Linked DNA regions of Homo sapiens: region 1 is linked to region 2. Evidence: chromatin loops called from intact Hi-C (ENCODE). Cell type or tissue: heart left ventricle. All regions are shown on one strand. Links, peaks and the distances in the headings refer to the core of each region. The heading gives the core; the rest is flanking DNA. Region 1 overlaps CDH2 (cadherin 2). Region 2 overlaps CDH2 (cadherin 2).

Region 1 (11,625 bases), core at 3,521-8,520, 52 kb before region 2:
GGTGTGACATGATGTGTTGTTTACCATTTCCTGACATGCTGCCTTACTACCTCTTTGTCTCCCCTACATTTATCTTGTGACATTTAACTACTTGTTTACACTTTGTTGTCCCCAGTTACACCATGAGCTCTGTGAGGGCTGGGAGTGGGCATACTGCCTTCACAGTGCCCAACTCACAGCAGGTATTCCAGAAGGCTTTGTCGTCTGGTTTAGTGAAGCGTCCAGCCCAGGAATGGAGGACAGGCTAGTTGTATGTATTCCCTTCTCAGATGCATTAGCTTGGCAGTTTGGTCGGCATCCTCTCCCTGTCTCCTTTTTGTGTTGGTCGATTATAGTCTCATGCTACAGGAGACAACCTGGTGCCATGGAATGAGAGCATCTGATTTGGAATCAGTGACATACCAGTGCAAATCCCACCTCTGCTCCTTAGCAACTACTTTCTCAAGCTTTAGCAGCTAAAACAGGGATAATTATACCTATCTCATAGGGTTGTAATATGGTTCAGATGAGATAATAACTGTGAAAGCACTTTACAAATTATAAAGGTGGTAGTTGTAGTTGAACTTGTAAGGTGGAATAACAGTAGTTGAAAATACTATACTTTCTATGCAACTTTTTACTCTTGGCAAACTTCCTTATGTAGACAGGGTGGTATAACTATCAGTTTACCATATGTTTTCTTGACCTACAGAATTCCAGCTCTCTTCTAAGCCGTGTTCCCAAATCACATCCCAATTTTCACCCTATCTATGATTCTGTGAAGATTGGATTAACTGTCTGGTTAGTTGCCGTGTTTCCTAGTCTATTGATTCGCCTCTGCCTACTAGGCTTCTTATGGAGGTCGATACACTGGAGGCCTTAAAGTGGACTTTAACTTTATCACGTTATTTTGGTTGAGGGTTGGGAGGAGCCTACTTGCATTACATTTTTATGGCATTCTCAGGGAAATGGTACCTTGAGGGGAGTTTCTGATGGGGTGGAAGTTTAAACAACCAGTTCCCAAGATGCCTCCAGAAAAGTTGCAATGTCAGCTCTGAATGCAGCTCAGGGTCATTATGGTGGTGACTCCATCTCCCACATAAAATATGGTAGATGCCTTAATGTGTCCCGCATTCTGGTGGGGCAGCTAATTCTCTCAGTGTGTGCTTATAACACAGGTATCAAACAAGTCTGGGAGAGCCCAAGGACTGCATCCTGATAATATATAGATGAGATAGTAAATGTTCTCTTTTATTTTTAAGATCTGAGGGAGGAATGTTTAAGGTAATCCACCTGAAAAAGGCTAAGGTACCCTGGAAAGCAATGTTAATGTGAATTGGTTGTCACCAAGTCTGTTGGTTCTGGGTACTTGAAAGTTGGAATGAAACAAAACATGGGATTACTATTATAGAAAGACTTCAAAATGAGGAGGGTAGTTCCTCTGGAAGATAGAAATTTGTCATCCTTTGAGCCAGAGTGATAATGGCAAGTTCAGAATAAAATTGATTATTTTTTCCACTTACAGAATAATCATATAGACCTTTTTAGATTGTTGCCTCAAACAAATTTTGAAGAACCATGTCAAATTCTACATAAACAAACCAAGGAAAGGTTGGCATTAGTGTGATCACATTTCCAAAACTGAAAATACTGTCATATAAAGATAGGTGTAAAACTTTGTGCACAAGTTGTGAAATAATGTGCATCTTTACTTTGTCAAGTTTACTATAATTTTCAAAGTGGTTGAGATGAATTAATTTTCATATTCCACTTCATAGAGTAAACAGAAATACCTTTCATTCCTTGTTATGTTTAGTCTGGAATTAAGGGGGAACTCCAGGAATATGGCCCCTGTATAATATGTGACAACATTGTGTTTTTCTGTTTTCCAAAAATAGCAAAAGAGAAAGAATAAAGATGGTTTATTATGTGGTAGAGACTTGTCCTCTATGTAATCTAAGGTTTTTATGTTATTAAATAGATTGAAGATTGAATAGCTTTTCAAATGCACACTCCCTATCGGGTTGTATCTAAAATAGCATGGGATCTAATTCACCTTAATGAGTTAGTTCTTGACTCTGTATATCTTCTTCAGCAAGAAGGGATTTCATGTCAACCTTCTTAAAACCAAGTGTACTCTTAAATCTGCTAGCACTGCGTGATGGTTGCTAATGTTATTATTTTTATATGTGAACATCAAGTGTCAATAGTCTCGAACAAGGCTCAGTGAAGCTCTTTTGGTCATACTGTTAATACATCTTCCACTTTTAATACAGAATATCTGCATTATAAGCTGTATGAGTAAATTCAGTTTATTTTTAATTTGTTGATGTTTTGTACTAGCTAGGAACATTTATTCATGTATTCCATCTCAGAATGTTCAAAGTAGTGTTGATAGTGACATGAGTGTTTGTGTGTGTGTTTGTTAACTTAACCTTTGAGCTTCAGCAGTGCGTACTGACAAGTTCTTAGATTTAGACTGTTTGGCACCTTTGTATTTATATTTATAGATAGCCATTGTTCATGCTAATAATGTTGAGACCTTATAACTAGCAGCTCTGACATTTTTATTTCTTCTTTTACTGTTCACTTTCCAAGTCTGAAAAGCTGTTTGAAATGGTTTGGGGATCGGGGATCTTCTCTTTGCTCTTTCGCATCTACTCCTTGCTTCAGGAGGCTGATTTGTATGGACTCAGCGGTGGGATCCTCCCTTGTGTTTCGGAAGGATTTGCCAGTGAGAGCCTTGGCAGAATTGGAGGGAGGGAAGAGGGGAGGATCAGGATATTTATTATTCTGTTTTTCTCCCTATGGAGTGGTTTTACACTGGTGTCACTGTACTACATTTGGAGTTTTATTCAGCTTTATTTTGATAATTCTTACATTGCATTATAAACATCAGTTTCTAAATAGTTAAAACTTTACACTCAGAAATAGTCTTGTCTCATTATAACTAGATAATTTATCATTATAGAAATGAGAAAATTTGAGGCCCACATAAGATGATATACCTTACTTAAGAATATTAAAACTTGACCCTAAGGGACATTCAATACTTTTGACCATGGTCTTGAACACAAAGTAAATTATTTTACTTTGAGGAGATGGTGCTTTATATGCCTTGATTGGATGAATATTTTTAGTCAACAAAGTAAAACAAAATAAGAGATACTGTTTAAAAAAATGAATCAATTGGAAACAACCCAAATGCCCATCAGCTAATGAATGGATACATAAAATGCAGTATATCCATCTAATGGAATATTACTTAGTCATGAACAGGAATGAAGTACTGATACATCTACTACATGGATGAAACTTGAAAACACTGTGCTAAGTGAAAGAAGCTAATCACAAAGGACCACATATTGTATGATTCCATTTGTATGAAATGTTTAGGTAAATCTTATAGAGACAGAAGGTAGATTAGTAGTTGCCTAAGGTTGGGTGGTAGGGGATTGGGATTGGGGAGAGGGGTGAGTGGAATGGGAGATGACGGCTGTGAGGGGCAGAGTTTCTTTTCGGGCAAAGAAAACATTCTAAAATTGGTTGTGGTAATAGATGTACAGCTGTGAATATACTAAAAGCCATTGAATTATATACTTTAAATGAGTGAATTGTATATGTGAATTATCTGAATAAAGCTGTTAGTCAGTAACACTAGAAAATAAACCAAAAGTAAACAAAACCCAAAACACAAAAATATATATTTCATAATCTATATGAGCATGCAGATATTTACTTTCAGATTTTGTGAAGGTTTTTTTATAAGCTGCTAATTACCAGGAAGTATATAAATCCCTGCAGTCTATTTGTTAGTACATTTATAGAGTTTGTTTTCCCCTGTACGTTATGAAGTTTTGTTTTTATAGGTTTGTTTGTGAGGAGAAAGACCCAAATAGAAAACTAAATTTCTATATGTTCTTATTTTAGGGTTTTATTTTGAGTTTTACTTAAAATTTACTTTCGGTTTTTATCTTTTGTGAGTTTTGCCAATTCTTTCACATTGGAGGAGTATATACATAAATGATGCAAGAGTTGAGTCTAGTAAGTACTAAATGTGCTCATATTGTGGATTTCAAATTGTGACAATAACCTTTTTTTTTTTGTAATTTACAGATTAACTTTTTTCCATCTAATCCAGTGGTAAAACTTACCCTTTGTACAATTCAGATTCAGCTTGACTATAATAGAAATCATTATTCCAACAGTAGAGTTGTAGCAGCTTTTCAGTGGCACCTAATCTAAAAAGAGAATTAGTAAAATGGTTTTAATTACATGCTTGTCTGCTTGATAGGCAGTAAGAAAAGGAGAGTTTTGCCTTTGAAAAGTGAAAAGGGGTCTATTTGGAGAAGGGGGTTGTCAATACAATTCCATGCATTCCTATCAAGAATTATTCTGAAAATTAATTCTTAATGCATTAAACATAAGAGCCTTTGTTCGAACTCTTGTGCTAAAGGTGGCAACCTTAAAATCTAAAAATACTCTGATTAGACACCCAAGTTTTACTTTAATAATGTAAAATCAGTGTTTCTCTTTATGAAATATTTGCATTTTGAAGTTTATATGTAATTAATTTTGAAGGTACAATTATTTTATATTTAGTAAGTGTCTGCTTTGGCTAGTTTTTTTCTTCTTCCTGTGTGCAATTGAAATATTGTTTATTATTGTTTAGTTCAGTCCATTGTAATTTCAGATGCATGTTTTGTACTTACCAACAACTTTTCAAATGGTTATTATCAGAGAGCATTGTGACACAAATGAACACGCAAGTCGTAGAATGTGGCCAGCTCTTGAATATTTGATGCACAAATAGGGAGAATGACAGAATGCAGCCAGAAACCTGTCATCCCCCTAGCTCCACCTCCACTAGAAAGCTCCAGGATGCTTTCTTTGTCAGAATTGGTACATATCTGGGTGGATAATCCTCAAAGCCCAGGGAGAGTGCAATTTAATGTTGTGGTCTTCTTAGAACCCCTAGCATTTAAGTTTGGTGTTGCCAATAAGAAATAAAGGGTGCTGTATCACCTCATACCTAAGGGACTACTGAGATCTTCGTATACTTCTCAGATATCATTGGTTATGTTCTCCTGCAGAATTTAATATTGGAGAATTAGACAGGATGATAATGATGATAAAGATGACAATGAGAGAGGAAAAAAGGGATGATGTAACATTTCTTACAAAGTCAGGACTCTGGGCAAACAAGAAACCAATTCTACGGCTAGTTACCATGGATTTCCTTGAAGGTTGACAATGACTGGATTATCAGTGTAGCATTCCTGGCACTTGAGTTAGTGTCTGGGAATGTAGAGGAGTAATCCCTCTTCCATATTAGGAGATGGAAGCATATATTGTTGAAAAAGCAGTCCTTTTGAAAAATCTTTTTATTACAGTTGCTATAGAAGGGATTCTTGTTAACATGTAGTGAACCAAGTGCCGTTTTTGTTAATTACTTCTTTGGTAATTAAAATTCTGTTTTGGATACTCGTCCATCACCCTACCACTTGTATCCTGATATACGAGTGTTATGTTGTATAGGTTATCAGCTGTGATGCCTGATAGAGTTGGGACCCTAGCTTAGATCTTGGCTTAGATCTTGTCACATCTCTTAACAATGAAATGTCAACAGGGGATAAAAACCCTTGGTGAATGAGTTTCTGGCTCAGTTCCCAAGAGTTGCCCTTTATCAGAAGGACTGAAGAGTATTACAGTGAGCTACAAACTGGGATAGTTACTGTGAATCTAGAGTTTTTTAGTAGCCACTGAGCATGGCACTTGACTTGTACCACAGCTTCATTTGTGACTTCCTTGGGCATGAGAAATCTTATGATGGTAAGCAGCTTTGGGGAAGGAAAGGGAAAATTTATGGTCCTTGGAAAGGACAAGCTGAGAGAGGCAGGCTTATCATGAAGCTAGGGAAGTTCAAGGTTCAGGACCCTCACTTTCAGGCCCTGAGTAATGGGGTTTGCTGGAAATTATGTTAAGTGTCCTAGGAGGAGAGTAGAAGCAAGGTTGCAATTTGAAAACATTTCTGGTAAATTTTCTCAAGAGATCTCCGAAGAAGGGGACCTGATTCTCTCAAGGCTCCAGTAACATTGGTGATTTATTTTCTCATTTTAAGTGACTGTTCACTTTATAGTTCATACTTTTGTTAAATAGGGCTCCAGTTGTTTTTTTTTTTTAATTGGGGCTTTTTTGTTCGCATTTCTTTAAACCACCTCAGAACTGGGGGTAGGTGGCCAGTTCCATTCATCCCCATCATTCTGTTTTAGTCTCTATACCTATTTTATTTTTTATTTTTTCTTATTTTGCCACTCTTGTATTTCCTTTCTCCCCACTGGCTGGTATGACCCCATAGGCTTTGGCTGATGCCTCATGGAAAAATGAAGTTCAGGAAGCCAGTGAAAGAAAAGAGGATGCCAGGTGTGGTGGTACACACCTGTAGTCCTAGCTGCTTGGGAGGGTGAGGCAAGAGGGGATTGCTTGAGCCCAGGAGTTTCAGGGTGAGAGACTGCCTGGGCATCTAGCCTGGGTGACAGAGTGAGACCCTATCTCTTAAAAAAATAAACTGTTAATAAAATTTTTAAAAAGAGATGAGAAAAATTTCCCACTCCCCAGGGATTGCCTCCATACAGATACCATGTTTAGAGATGGGAGTCATTTTGAGACAGAAGAGAGAAAAATCTCTTTCCATCCCCACCTACCCCCCCCTCTTTTGAGGAATTCATAGTTTTAAGAGATTTCCAGATGTTTCTCATCCAGACATGTCTGGAGAAATAAATGAAGGACAGCATATATTTTAACTTGTTTTGGTTGTTAACGCCTTGCAGGCAGGCAATAAATATTCTATTACCTTTTCCTGTGTCTAAGTCGATCTTAAAGGTAGAATAAATTGGGGCTGGTTATTATTTGCAATATACTGTGCTGCTGGTGATTTTTGAAGATTACAGAATATAGACAGTAGCCAATAATATTTTGAAGTGGCTTGAAGAAGAAAATATAGAAAAGCCTGTTCATAACTTTCTGAAGCATGAAAGAGGATACTTTTGTCTACAAATCCCAGGATATGTAGTTTAAATGGTATGAAGTTTTACATACACAGTTATGCTGTCACATCTGTCCTAACCAAGAAAATTTGTCTCTGCAGACACCCTGCTGTAGATCATTACCGGGTTCAAACTTCACTTTATGGCTTCCTGAAGCTATGGGCCTCCTGCTGACATTTAGTTTTGCATGTTGATGAGAAAGGGAGCCCCTGTGAAAAGTTTTTATTAGGATGTGTTAATGATGCTTTAGTGCTCTACACAATGGCTGACAGAGATGGGCTGAAGTTGTGGGTGTGTGCCACTATAAATAACCTGCCAGAATTCCCTATTTTTCTTTGCTCCAGCTGAGAAAGACTTCCATAGCCTTCACAGAACAATTCCTCAAAGGAACCGTCTCTTCTCATTCCCTGAAACAGTGTGTTATTCTTCTGCCTTTAGTTAATCTACTTCCTGCATTGTTGGTTGTTGACTCCTCTACCCACTTTGTTTTGTTTTTAAACACCAATTGGTGAATATGTTCCAGTAGTAATGTGAAATGTTCAGTAAAATGGTTAAGCTTCAAGATACAAGAAAAGCAGTATAAGCATTTCTTTTGTCCCATAATAATTTTTTTTCCCAAATAGTTTTTAATGCAACAAATAGGATTTTACAAAGCTATATACTTTTATTATAAAAAAATCACCATAACAAAGACTTATGAGGACATACAGTGCTACTTATATCTAATGTTTAAGTAGCTACGTTTAAATTACTGCTTTTTAAAAATGCTATTATAACATAGTTTTAACAGTTTGGGAGCATATTAGGCTTTTATGAAATGTGTGTTTCTGAGACAGAGTCATGATCTGTCACCCAGGCTGGAGTGCAGTGGCGTGATCTCGGCTCTCTGCAACCTCCTCCTCCCAGGTGCAAGCAATTCTCCTGCCTCAGCCTCCGGAGTAGCTGGGACTCCAAGCATGTGCCACCACTCCCAGCTAATTTTTGTAGTTTTGGTAGAGAAGGGGTTTCACCATGTTGGCAGGCTGGTCTCAAACTCCTGACCTCAAGTCATCCGCTCGCCTTGGACTTCTAAAGTGCTGGGATTACAGGCATGAGCCACCACGCCTAGCCTGGACGGTGTATTTCTCAACTGGTGATAGTTCATTCCATTTTTCTTAATGTTGCATCATTAAAATTTGGAAAGTTTTAATATATGCAGTTGCCTGATTTTATGTTAGTGTGGTGAATATTTGCATCATGAACTCAGTTGCACAGCATGGATTACTTGACTCACAGAATAAGGGCTGTTATAAAAATAGTTTTATTGTTTTAAAAACACTTGGAAATAACAGTTTTCATCTATAGTATGCTATAAAAATAATGAAGACAGGACAGGCAAAACTCTATTATTGACTCCAGCTGAATATATTGGATTATAAATTCTACTTAATTAGTTGAAGAAGTTATATGTTTTCTGTTGGAAAATTGACAGATTGTTTCATTTATTGGACAAATTAATAAATATTTACCAGTAGTCTTTCCTATTGCATTATATTCTCTTTCTTTTGAAATAATTTTAGCCACTTTTCAATTTTTAAAAAGAGATAAATGGCTAGAAAAATATTAAATACCTCAAAAATTTATTGCAAAAAATAAGGCTGTTCATTGTATCTGTTTGTAAAACTTAAAGACTGGAGCAAACCAAATGATTTTGAACCAGGAATTGCTTGAATAGATTATGGTATATGTGGTACATCCATCTAAGGAAGTACTATGTGGCTGTCAAAAGGAATGAGGGCTGTGTACAAATTGCTGTGGAGAGATCTCTAGGTGATACGGTTTGGCCGTGTCCCTGCCCAAATCTCATCTTGAATTGTAGTTCCCATAACCCCCATGTGTCATGGGAGGGACCAGGTGGGAGGTAATTGAATCATGGGGCAGGTTTTTCCCTTGATATTCTCATGATAGTAAGTCTCATGAGATCTGATGGTTTTATAAAGGGGAGTTCCCCTGCACATGCTATCTTGCCTGCCGCCATGTAAGACATTCCTTCGCCTTCTGCCATGATTGTGAGTCCTCCCCAGCCATGTTGAACTGTGAGTCAATTAAACCTCTTCCCTTTAGACATTATCCAATTTTGAGTATGTTTTTATTAGCAGTGTGAGAACAGACTCATGTGCTAGGATAAAGTATTTGTTTGCTTTTGGGTTTTTTGAGACGGAGTCGTGCTCTGTGTCCCAGACTGGAGTGCAGTGGCACAATCTTGGCTCACTGCAACCACTCCCAAGTAGCTGAGGTTATAGGCACATGCCACCACGCTCGGCTGATTTTTGTATTTCTTTAGTAAAGATGGGGTTTCATCGTGTTGGCTAGGCTGGTCTCAAACTCCTGACCTCAAGTTGTCTATCTGTCTCGGCCTCCCAAAGTGCTTGATTTCAGGCATGAGCCACCATGCCCAGCCTAGGATAAAGTTTTAAGTGAAAACAGCACAGAAGAGGGAAGTACACTTAATAAACAATGCTTCCTGTTTGTGGAAAGGAGGGTGTTTTGTGGACTTGACTGTGGAAATGTGTACAAATTTTGCTTTAAGTTTAAAACAAAACCAAGATAATGAAGACAACTAGTAAAAGTACAATATATAAGTCCCAATGTAAATCATGTTGCTGGTATACATGGCCACACTGAGAAGAACCATTTTAAATGATGTTATGTCACAGAAATTTTAACTATATAGTACAACCTTAGTGGGATATACATTGAAGTTCAAAAAAAGGCAAAAGAAAGTTTAACTTGTCTCACAGTCATTTTTAGTGTTAGTGCTAGTTTTGGAAGAAACACAGAGGTGTAAGATTGGTATGATTAAGTAAAAAAATGAATTTGCATGAGAAGTAGCAAAATGATTTATTTTTTTAAAATGCTGATTTTGTTGATTTATCCTTTGGAAATGCCCGAAAACAATGAGTATCCAATAGCAGTGAATACCCTGAGGGTCCATACTGAGGTTCACCAGAAGGAGCCAGGGTTCTTTAAAGAAATGGCTGGTTCCATGTCCAAGGCAGGAAGTATATGAGATGACCTGGAATATCATGTTATCTTACAAGATTACTAGTCTTACCAAATGGTCTCCCAAAACTAAGCCAACTTAGTTACTAACAAGGTTACTAATTGAAGATGAGGAACAAAACCTATCCCATTTTGTTTATGGTTTTGAAAAAGATAAAGAGAAAGAATCAAGTGCTTGTTTTGCTTTTTCTAGAATGACTGTACTTTAGGGTAACTATATTAGATAGGCAGGTTCTTCTGTAAAGAAATACTGCAGTTAATAAGTAAAGAAGGGGCTAGGCGCAGTGGCTCATGCCTGTAATCTCAGGACTTTGGGAGGCTGAGCCAGGCAGATCATTTGAGTTCAGGAGCTCGAGACCAGCCTGACCAACATGGTGAAACCTCGTCTCTACTAAAAATATGAAAAATTAGCTGGGTATGGTAGCACGCGCCTGTAGTCCCAGCTACACGGAAGCTGAGGCAGGAGAATTGCTTGAACCTGGGAGGCAGAGAGTGCAGTGAACCGAGATTGTGCCACTACACTCCAGATTGGGCAAAAGAGTGAGACTCTGTCTCAAAAATAATAATAATGATGATGATAAGTAAAGGAGGAATTATAGAAATTTGCATCTCTTATTGAAATAGTGGATCTAAGTGATGATCATCAGTGACTAAAAGGAAGACTATCTGTTATGCGTTGTTATGTACTCCTGATAGGAACTTGTTTGCCAAAAAAAAAACCAGGGTCTGATCAAACTTCTAGATGTGCCAGCTTCTAAGTAATACAGAGTGCAGAGGATCATATTACATGAAATTAGAGAATTTGAATCTGCAAAATCTAGATCGCAGGGGAAAATGTAGGACAAATGATCCAGTTTCTTCCACAAAAAAGTTTGAAAGGAAAAAGAGGATGAAGAATACATAGATTAAAGAAGAGACCTATCAACCAATCTCATTGGAATCTGATTCAAACAAATGTGTATGTGTGTGTTCAGATATATAATATACATACATTTACACATATATGAAACATACATAAATATGCTTGCATATCTGCATACCTATGTGTATGTGTCAAAAGATAAAATCACAACAAATTTTATTCAAAGATCTTAACTGGCTTTTATTCACAATTCTAGAGTTGGGCAGCCCTCAGAACCAGAACAGGTTCGGAGAACTCTGGGGCTGCAACTTGGTCAGACAGTATTTATGGATAGAAAATGGAAGTTAGTTATAGAGTTTAATTGGTTATAATCTTATTTGAATTAGTTGGCTGCCTATGATTAACTAAAGCTCAGGGGCTGTTAACTATCTGAAACCCAGCTACTTGTCTCATGAGTATACTCCTAAGTTAATTAGTTTCCTTTAGCATGAATGACTCCATATTAGTTTGGTCTGTTGGACTAAGTACAGGAGCCTAGTCCAAATCAATGGTATTTCCCCCTTTTTGGTCAGGCTGTCACTTAGGTGAGAGTATGACCACAACTTAGGTCATCAGTGCTACTCTCAATTCTTATCATTTTACATTTCCAGTCTTAACCTGTTATTCATAAGTTACAGTGTCATCATGTTCATGCAT
Region 2 (10,343 bases), core at 5,224-10,223:
AATTTGTCATCATCTCTTCTTGAAAGCCCATATATTAAAAATAATAAAACTGCTTCATATTTTGAAAAATAAAAGTTGAAAATCTTGTTCATTATGGTACTCAGAGTTCTGTACCTGCCATTCATAAGGAAAATGTTTTAATAACAGAAATAGGTTGGCTCCAGTGGACTATGTATTTCTCCTTACAGCAGTCAAATGTCCATGATATTAGCCTTATTTTCATCATCAAAGTTTAATTTTTGAAGCTAATTTAAATAAAGCACGTCCCATGTATATCTTCTCCCTTTCACATCGTTTCTATGTACTATTTTTATTTTTAAGCCTTAAAGTCTTTTTGAAAGGCTATGAACTAAAAAATATATAACTTATAAATTAAGTATATATTACTGGTATACCTAAGATTCTGTAACTTAACAGTTTTCCACTTTTTTCCTATTAACTTTTAAGTTTGTGTAAAATAAACAACTTGAGTAAGTTTTAGTGTTTGTTCCTAGAGCAGAGGTGAATCTTGTCAAATTCAAGAAGATATTCCTAGCTGCATCTAAGTCATAGGTGAACCAGACAACAGGCAATAAACCTTGACCAGTGGATGATAAATGGAATTCACATGTTATCCATTGAAATTTGAAAGCTTTTTAATTTGTGTGACTTGCAAATAATAAAATATGATTCACATGGAAGAAGCATATAATCATGAGCCAGGTACCATACATGGATTGCTCCAAAACCACAGGATCAAGTCAGGACTAATATTTCATCAAGGAGAACTTTTTCAGTTGACTTAGTTTTATCTAAGATATTGACCCAACTGATTAAATATACAAAGGGAATTGTGTAATACACCACATTCCATAGAGCCTGAATAATGCCAAAAGATTTTGTGTATTTTAATATTTGAGCAAATGAGAATTAGCACCTGTTTTTAAAACTCTGAAAATCGTAATAACAGATATATTAAACCAATTCATATTGGTCATAGGTTAGGGGCAGAGGTGATAGAAAAACCAATTGACTTTAAATGACTGACCTTTATACAATTTCTTCTAAAGTGTTTTCTCTAGTGTCAGACTCTCTTAGGTCAACCTCTTCTCATTCATAGGATGTGCAGTAAGTGACTTTTTGCAAATGCGTTTTTTGCAAAGTCCTCCTTCTTTCCTCCCTCAAGCACTGTGACACCTGAATCCAAATAAGTAACAGTACAACATTAATAGAATAAGTGCCAGTGACTATGAAATCCCCGCTTCTGTCTGTCAAACCCTTATCCTACCTTTGTTTCTCTTTTTCTTTTCTTTTTTCTTTTCTCTTTCTTTCCTTCCTTCCTGCCTTCCCTCCTTCCTTCCTTTCTTCTTTCTTCATTTCTTGTTTTCTTTCTTTTCAAAAAATTACAATAGGTTTTTGGGGGAACAGGTGGTGTTTGGTTCCATGAATAAGTTTTTTAGTGGTGATTTCTGAGATTTGGATGCACCCATCACCCGAGCAGTGTACAATGTACCCAGTGTGTAGTCTTTCATTCCTCACCCTGCTCCCACCCTTTCCCTGAGTCTCCAAAGTCCATTGCATCATTTACACCTTTGCATTCTCACAGCTTAGCTCCCACTTATGAGCGAGAACATAGGGTTTAGTTTTCCATTCCTGAAGTTACATCACTTTGAATAATGGTCTCCAGTTCCACCCAGGTTGCTGCAGATGTCATTAGTTTGTTCCTTTTTATGGCTGAGTAGTATCCCGTGGTGTGCATATAAATATATAAATAAATATATATATACACACACATATATATGTACATATATATATATATATATAAACGTGTGTGCAAGTATCTTTTTCATATAATGACTTCTTTTCCTCTGGGTAGATACTCAGAAGTGGATTTGCTGGATCACATAGTAGATCTACTTTTAGTTTTTTAAGGAATTACCACACTCCTTTTCATAGTCATTATACTAGTTTCCATTCCTACCAGCAGTGTAAAAGTGTTCCCTTTTCACCACATCCATGCCAACATCTATTATTTTTTTTATTATGGCCATTCTTACAGAGTGAGGTGGTATTACATTGTGGTTTTGACTTACCTTTCCCTGATAATTAGTGATGTTGAGCATTTTTTCATACATTTCTGTTCCATTGGTCTATATGCCTATTTTAATACCAGTCATGCTTTTTTGGTGACTGTGGACTTATAGTATAGTTTGAGGTCAAGTAATGTAATACCTCCAGATTTGTTCATTTTGCTTAGTCTTGCTTTGGCTATGTAGGCTCTTTTTTGGTCCCATGTGAATTTTAGTATTGGTTTTTCCAGTTCTGTGAAGAATAATGGTGGCATTTTGATGGGAATTGCATTGAATTTGTAGATTGCTTTTAGCAGTATGGTCATTGGTCATTTTCACGATATCGATTCCACCCATCCATGAGCATGGTATGTGTTTCCATTTGTTTGTGTCATCTGTGATTTTTTTCAGCAGTGTTTTGTAGTTTTCCTTACAGCAGTCTGTTGCCTCCTTTTTTTTTTTTTTGTAGCTATTGTAAAAGGGGGTGAGTTCTTGATTTGATTCTCAGCTTGGTCACTGTTGGTGTATAACAGAACTACTGATTTGTGTACATTAATTTTGTATCCTGAAACATTGCTGAATTTACTAGTTCTAGGAGCTTTTGGGATGAGTTAGAGTTTTCTAGGTACAATCATGTCTTCAGCAAACAGCGACAGTTTGACTTCCTCTTTATCAATTTGGATGGGCTTTATTTCTTTCTCTTGTCTGATTGCTCCGGCTAGGACTTCCAGTACTGTGTTGAATAGAAGTGGTGAAAGTGAGCATCCTTGTCTTGTTCCAGTGTTCAGGGGGAATGCTTTCAACTTTTCCCCATTCAATATAATGTTAGCTGTGGGTTTGTCATAGATGGCTTTTATTACCTTAAGGTATGTCCCTTCTATGCCAATTTTGCTGAGGGTTTTAATCATAAAGGGATGCCAGATTTTTAAGGTCACACCTTAAGGAACTAGAGAAACAAGAACAAACCAAACACAAACCCAGCAGAAGAAAAGAAATAACCAAGGTCAGAGCACAACTATATGCAGTTGAAACCAAAAAAGATACAAAAGATAAATGAAACAAAAAGCTGGTTATTTGAAAGATAAGTAAAACTAGTAGACCGTTAACGAGATTAACCAAGAAAAGAAGAGAGAATATCCAAATAAGCTCAATTAGAAACGAAACGGGAGATACTACAACCAATACCACAGAAGTACAAAAGATCATTCAAGACTACTATGAACACCTTTACATGCTTAAACAATGAAATATACAGGAGACGGATAAATTCCTGGAAGTATACAACCCTCCTAGATTAAACCAGGAAGAAATAGAAACTCTGAACAGACCAATAACAAACAGCAAGATTGAAGTAGTAATTTAAAAGTTGCCAAGAAAAAAAATTCAAGGACCAGACAGATTCACAGTTGAATTTTATCAAACATTCAAAGAATTGGTACCAACCCTATTGACACTATTCCACAAGATAGAGAAACAGAGAATTCCTCCTAAATCATTCTGTGAAGCCGGTATCACCCTAACCAGGAAGGGACATAAGAACAACAACAAAAAACTACAACAGAGCAATGATGAACATAGATGCAAAAATCATCAATAAAATACTAGCTATAACAGAATACAATAGCATAGCAAAAAGATAATCCACCATGATCAAGTGGGTTTCATATCAGGAATGCAGGAATGGTTTAACATCTGCAAGTCAATAAATGTGATACACCATATAAACAGAATTAAAAACAAAAAATAACATGATCATCTCAATAGACACAGAAAAAGATTTCTTTTTAATGCGCTATTTACTGTGGTACTCTCAGAGGTCTAAATTTGGCATTATTCTCTTCGTATGCATTTTTCAGATCTTTTTGTTAATTTTATTGTTTTATATTAAAGCTTTAGATATGAGTGACTTATGTAATGAGTTTAGATTCTTTTGCACTTTTGTATGGGAGTAAACCGCTGGAAATCAAACAGCCATGTGCATAGATGACTTGAAGTTTTCATCCTCATCTGCAGAACAGAAACAATGATTCCCACCTCAGGAGTCATTTTTAAGGTTAACATGTGACATAATCTGAAGTGTCTTTTTCAGTGCCTGGCATTCCATAAGTATTAATTCATTTTCTTCTACTACCAACAACCTAATAAAAAGTAGAATTTTTTGAAGTCCCTGGGTTTTGTTTGTTCATTTGTTTGTGTTGCTAGATGTTACTATAGTAGGCTGTGTGTACTTCTAAGGTTCCCATCTGTTTCCTACTTTTTGAAAAAGTTGTAAGATATTAGTGGATATTTAATGAGCACTTATACTGTTCCTGTGACCATCAAGTGTCCTAAGAAACAAAAGAAGCAATACTTAACTCTCATGAAGCCAAAGTGAGTTTATAGTCTGCTTAGGGAGAGAAGATCCACTCATATGAAATTATTAATAACCATCATTATAACTATTATTATTATAAACATAAAGTATCAGTGTGTTTCAGTGGACAGGAAATACAAATAAAAATAAAAAATTTAGAGCAGTTCCAAATGAGGGCATAGGCCGAAATCTTGTGAAAGGCATCATGGTCGACTCTTCCCCCAAAGTGATGACCTGGCCCTAGGGCTTTGGTATGGAAAATGGGAGTGTCCCAGATAAGAATTTGAGCCTGTGGGGTGGAGCAGCACGAGGTAGGGGATGACTGCAGCCTCTCTCGCCAGGCAGTATATGTTTTAGAAAGTGGTGTAAGTAAAACTGAAGAGACCAGGTGACCCAAGAATTAAGAGAGCATTGTACTCTAGGTTAAAGATCTGACATATAATGTTACAGATTTTAAGCAGGGAGGAGAAAATCACAGCAGGTGTCTAGTCTAGCAGTGGGCATGCCATGACCAGGAACTGGGAAGACTACCCAGGAGGCTTATGTAACAGTCCAGGTGTTTATGGATGACAATTAATAATACTAGAGTGATCACAGTTAACAAAAAAGTGTGCAGAAGAGTATGTAATTTTTCTATTCCAGATTATGTTTTTAAGGACCATGAATCCCTCTTGTAATATAAAAAAGTACTTTTTATACAAAAATATGGCAAAAGTCTCGTTTTGATTTATCAGCAGGGATCCAAAAAACAATTTTACATTTCATTTTTTGTCTTTAATGAAAGATGAGCAGTAGATGGCATTGTTCTGTAGAAAAGATTCCCATTTTTCACTTTTAAATCATGGGGCATGGAAGATGGAGTAATTAAATATCTTTTGGGATACTTCTACTCCAAAGACAAACATTTTGACTTAACATCATTTAGTTTGAGATATACTTTTATTTTCACTTTGAAATGATTGAAATATGAAAGATAATATAGATGGCATTATGTGGAAAATAATATATTCAGTAGTTAAAGTATTTTATGACTTCTATCAAGGATTTTATGGTTACTAAGGGAAATAAGCATGCCTGTTATTTAGATGTGGCTGTGTGCACGTCTCAGTGAATTTATTCTAATGACAGCAGAAGAACTGTCAGCAGCTTATATGTGCAGTGGGAGGGTTCATAAACACTTTACTTAGATCCTTGAGAAATGCACAAGGTGTATTTGATTATATTTTGTAATATGTCGCTATTAATTACACTCCAAAGAGTATCCTATGTAATTATAGCCAGAACATAACATCAGACGTTTACAGAAATAAAAAAATCATTTTTTATTTGATCCCTTTACTTGCTATTCCCATAGAATTTTTCTTCAGAAAGAACAATTAAGGACTTTAAAGGAATAATCTTCCTTAGAGAATATTTTTGTTTTTATTATTTTATTACATCTTGAATTTGTCTAGTTCTACACAAGTTCATGGTTTAATTTTTGTTTTATTACCTGTTGAGACAAGCTGTCATAGCATTTAAGACAGCAGTAGTTGTTTTTTTTTTAAGTGTGAAGTCATTGCATGTATGATAGAGATAAGACACATTTTTGAATTCTTCTACTCTTGTCATCATTTTTTTAATTTAAAATTTCTTTTGGGATACACCTTTATTTTTATTTGTTTAAAATTTTTTAAATATGTTACTGCTTAATGGAAGTACTGTAAGCACTAAGAGGAATAGAAATTTGTAAATTATTTACCTGTTAATTACCATAAGGTCTTACAATTCTAGAGCATAGTAAACATTCAACATTAATAAATGCATTGCTTTCTTCCTGTAAGCATTTGTTCCGAAATTATGTATTAAGACTGTGTGCCAGAAAGTATGCAGGGTATGCAGGATAACTAAGAACATTTGCCCCAAACTGCCTCTTCCAAGCAGTGTCAGACATGACTAAGAAACTGAGGTAGCAGAGCTCAGATCACTACATGAAGACTGAGAAAAAGGGGGTTTGTTCTGCTTTGAGTGACTTTAGACCTGGGACTGAAGAGTGAGTGGAAGTTTGTAATAGGGTGGGAGGAAATACCAGTGAAAGGTGTCAGGGTGAAAAGCAGGTGCACCTGAGGACCCAGTGTCCAGGAAGTATGAAAAGAAGGGGAAAGCTTTGGAAGAAGGAAATGCTAGGGCACAGCTCAGAACTACCATCTGGCATTTCATAGTATGAAAATGCTTTTGATATAATAAAATAAAAATAAAACTTCTGTGTTTCATGCTACTGTATTTTTATCCTTTAACCTAAGCAGGATATAGGTTTAAGTATTAGGGGTTTTTTTTTGCCTTTTTGGTATAATTATAATAACTGACCTATTTCTTATCTTTTACAGTGAAGTTTAGCAACTGCAATGGAAAAAGAAAAGTACAATATGAGAGCAGTGAGCCTGCAGATTTTAAGGTGGATGAAGATGGCATGGTGTATGCCGTGAGAAGCTTTCCACTCTCTTCTGAGCATGCCAAGTTCCTGATATATGCCCAAGACAAAGAGACCCAGGAAAAGTGGCAAGTGGCAGTAAAATTGAGCCTGAAGCCAACCTTAACTGAGGAGTCAGTGAAGGTATAGTATCCGAATATGGCTTTAGGGCTGGTTAAAAATCAGCTTTATACAGTTTGAACTAAATATATGCTTTGCTTCAGACCACATTAATGGATGGCCACTATTTGCATTTGTATCAACTTTGGTCATTTTAATAATATTTTGTTGTGTTTGTAATCTCTTAAGATACGTAGACTAAATATATTTTAAGCAACTAGAAATTGTATTTTAAAGATTTGTTTATACTTTGAGATTTATAATTTAAGTTAGAAGCAGTTTGTTTTAAATTTCTTAGAAGTTTTACAAGCTGTTAAATAAAACCACAAAATAAACAATTCTTTACAAGATGTCATCAGTCAGATTTATTAGATGAGAAGTACAGATTTAAAGTAGTAACAGGAAAACATTTCTGGCAATGAGTATTGGGTTTTTGTCTTGTCCCTTAATAATCCAGTTGGGGGGTATGAATTATTTATACTACCAACATGACTTTTTAGGAATGATATACTCCCTCTGGTGGAAGCTGCTGTGAGCCAAGATAAAATAAATGAGGTACATTTCCAACAGAGTGCCATTCAGTTCAATTCAACAAATATTTATTGAGCACTTAATTTGTATAAGTCATTGTTCGGAATTTTAAATAAAATACAGTAACTTCAGTAACGTTATGATAATATTTTCTGAATATTTTAGTTTTTTGAGTTAATTCAAAACAAATATGATGGGACACACCCATATATTCTGAAGTCCATGAACTATGGAACTATGACTACTACTTTTTTTATGCTTATTTTACTGTGAGAGGTAAAAACAGACACATTCATTTCTGGTATTTAATTGTAAATGTGATATACATACCCACAATCAAACATGAATAATATATCAGAGGAAAATATATCATTTTTCTCTTATTTCAGTGTTGTGGTTTTATTATGTGAAATTTAATTTGTTAATCTATTAACTGTTGAGGGAAGTCATGTCATTGGGTAATATAAAGTGAAAACCCAGTAACTAATGGAGTGAAAAGATGCTTTTGTTGTTGATTTGCTGTGTTCCAGCAAACTAGCTTGGATATTTGCACTGAAGCAGCAAGGGCTAATGGCTAAAATGTCTACAGATAGAGGAAGAAACAGAAGAAAATGTTGACATCCAGCAGAGATTAATACCTAATGTGCAAAGTGGGTCATCTGCAGCATCCATCATGGCTGACATAGGTTTAGAATAATTACAGCATTAATTCTGTGGGATATAATAGGGTCATAAATATTTGAGACATTCCTTAGCAGTATGTATTAAACTTCTCTTGGAATTCAAATTATATTTTAGCACATCAAGATCTAAATTTAATGTACAGTAGCACATTACCTGAACTGTGGTTTAAACTAATGAGAAATATATAAAAGGGTACTATTAAATTTTGCTCAATATTAACTGCTATCTAAAAAGGTTTATAGAAACTGCAAATAGTTTACACAGCTGTGCCATATAATAAATTGTTTAGAATTCAATTTTTCAGATACACAGTATAACCCAAAAATTTTATGGTATTTTTCTGTTATTTTAATAGGGGGCCAGGGAAAAGGGCCTCCAGACTTATTTTTTGTTCATAATAAACTGTGATTCCTATGCTTTCAGGTATTCAATAATATTGATGTACTTTCAGAAAATGTGTTTCCTAGTACTCAGGAATGTCTTCTATTTTAATGTAAAGGAGTCAGCAGAAGTTGAAGAAATAGTGTTCCCAAGACAATTCAGTAAGCACAGTGGCCACCTACAAAGGCAGAAGAGAGACTGGGTCATCCCTCCAATCAACTTGCCAGAAAACTCCAGGGGACCTTTTCCTCAAGAGCTTGTCAGGGTAAGGTGGCACAATTTTAACTGTTTTCATACCACAAGACAAATGTATGTTAAAAATATTTCTGTCTATTTTTTTTACAAAGTAGAATTTATGACATGTATATACTAAAAGTGTTTTTCTATAAAGATAGAATTTCTGTAGTGTTGTAGAAAGCCTCTTCTCATTTTCTTTGTTACCTTTTGGATTATTTATAAGTAGAGCTCACTTGTAGGTCCTGCACACTGTGGATTAGAAAGCTTGTTCAGTTTGTGACTACACAAGCCCTAAAGCCAACACATATTCCCAACCATACCATTTCCACTCTCATAACACACACACCCCTAAACTTCCCTGTCTGAAAGCTGGGCTCTCTGTGATGATCTTTGCCCTCTACAGATGGTTTTTGGGCCACAGAAAAAATAAAGGGCAATCATTGTTAAAAATGCCAGCACCAAATGCATTTGAGAGTTTTTTAAAGAAAAGAATGACCTCTGATACCATTAACAGAATCCCCAGGGCAGTGTAAAATCATAGGCTTTCAAATCTGAGGAGTAAGTTTTTTTTTTTTAGTTATTTACTCTAGATACATACCATCAGCTACAGAAAAAAAATGCAGATATTTTTGCATTTTAATAAACTTAACCCATTATTTATTACAAAAGTATAGTAAGACAAGGCTGCTGTATTCCCACTTATTAAAATGTAAATGTTTCTGTATATGATTATTTTAGCATTCTAACACATACTTACTGAAAGCCTTTTTTTTAAAATAAGCCGCTTTAAAATATGTTGTATATTCTGTCCTAATGTACATTATAATTCACTTTAACAAAGAATGTAACTCTAAATTAAGATACTGTCTCTTTTTCTACTTTAATGAAGTTTGAGAGAAAAGGGAATTTTGCTTTAACTTAAAAAAAAAAAAAACAGGCAGGGCACCTGTAATCCCAGCACTTTGGAAGGCTGAGGTGGGCAGATCACGAGGTCAGGAGATCAAGACCATCCTGACTAACACGATGAAACCCCGTCTGTACTAAAATACAGAAAAAAATAGCTGGGCGTGGTGCTACTCGGGAGGCTGAGGCAGGAGAATGGCATGAACCCGGGAGGTGGAGCTTGCAGTGAGCCGAGATCATGCTACTGCACTCCAGCCTGGACGACAGAGTGAGACTCCTTCCCCCCCCGCAAAAAAAAAAAACCTAGATTTTATTGATGGATTAAGTATAAGTACCTAATACATAAGGATCTCTTATTTTTCTCTGTACCTGCCTCCCTTCGTCCCCTTCCATAGCCTGTTCTGTCTCCTGTGACTGCTCATACATTGACTTAATTTTCTTGAGAGTAGTTGTATTTGGAGAAGGCAGTGAGCCTATAATGATATAATGTTTGCGAGCATAAAAATATATTTTAAAATGCTTTCTTTTGTGCTTTATTATTAATGAAAATTTCAGGTGTCACTTAAAATGATACGGAAAGCTTTGGTGCGCAATGAACAGTGTTAGTACAATGCAAGTACAGAAGTCTGACATTCAG

What was found. A loop is a pair of places that touch in the nucleus more often than their neighbours do. Peaks named below come from ENCODE experiments on the same cell type or tissue, not always from the same donor. Only the 100,000 strongest peaks of a DNase experiment are listed, where the experiment ranks them.
Region 1: it touches region 2 in a loop (2.0-fold over the local background); 3 of 110 quality-filtered maps call a loop at or near these places.

Annotation. Positions count from the first base shown.
Region 1 is chr18:28,059,202-28,070,826 of GRCh38, reverse strand. All of the region lies in intron 2 of CDH2 (cadherin 2), which reads left to right. Among named protein-coding and RNA genes, the nearest start is that of CDH2, 110 kb to the left of the region's middle. In heart left ventricle, for the core only: no CTCF peak of the experiment used is centred there; no DNase peak of the experiment used is centred there; H3K27ac peaks cover 883 bases.
Region 2 is chr18:28,010,334-28,020,676 of GRCh38, reverse strand. CDH2 (cadherin 2) reads left to right here. Exons shown (of 16, transcript NM_001792.5): 3 at 6,768-6,994; 4 at 8,685-8,831. Among named protein-coding and RNA genes, the nearest start is that of CDH2-AS1, 94 kb to the right of the region's middle. In heart left ventricle, for the core only: a CTCF peak has its summit at 7,470 (motif pointing left); no DNase peak of the experiment used is centred there.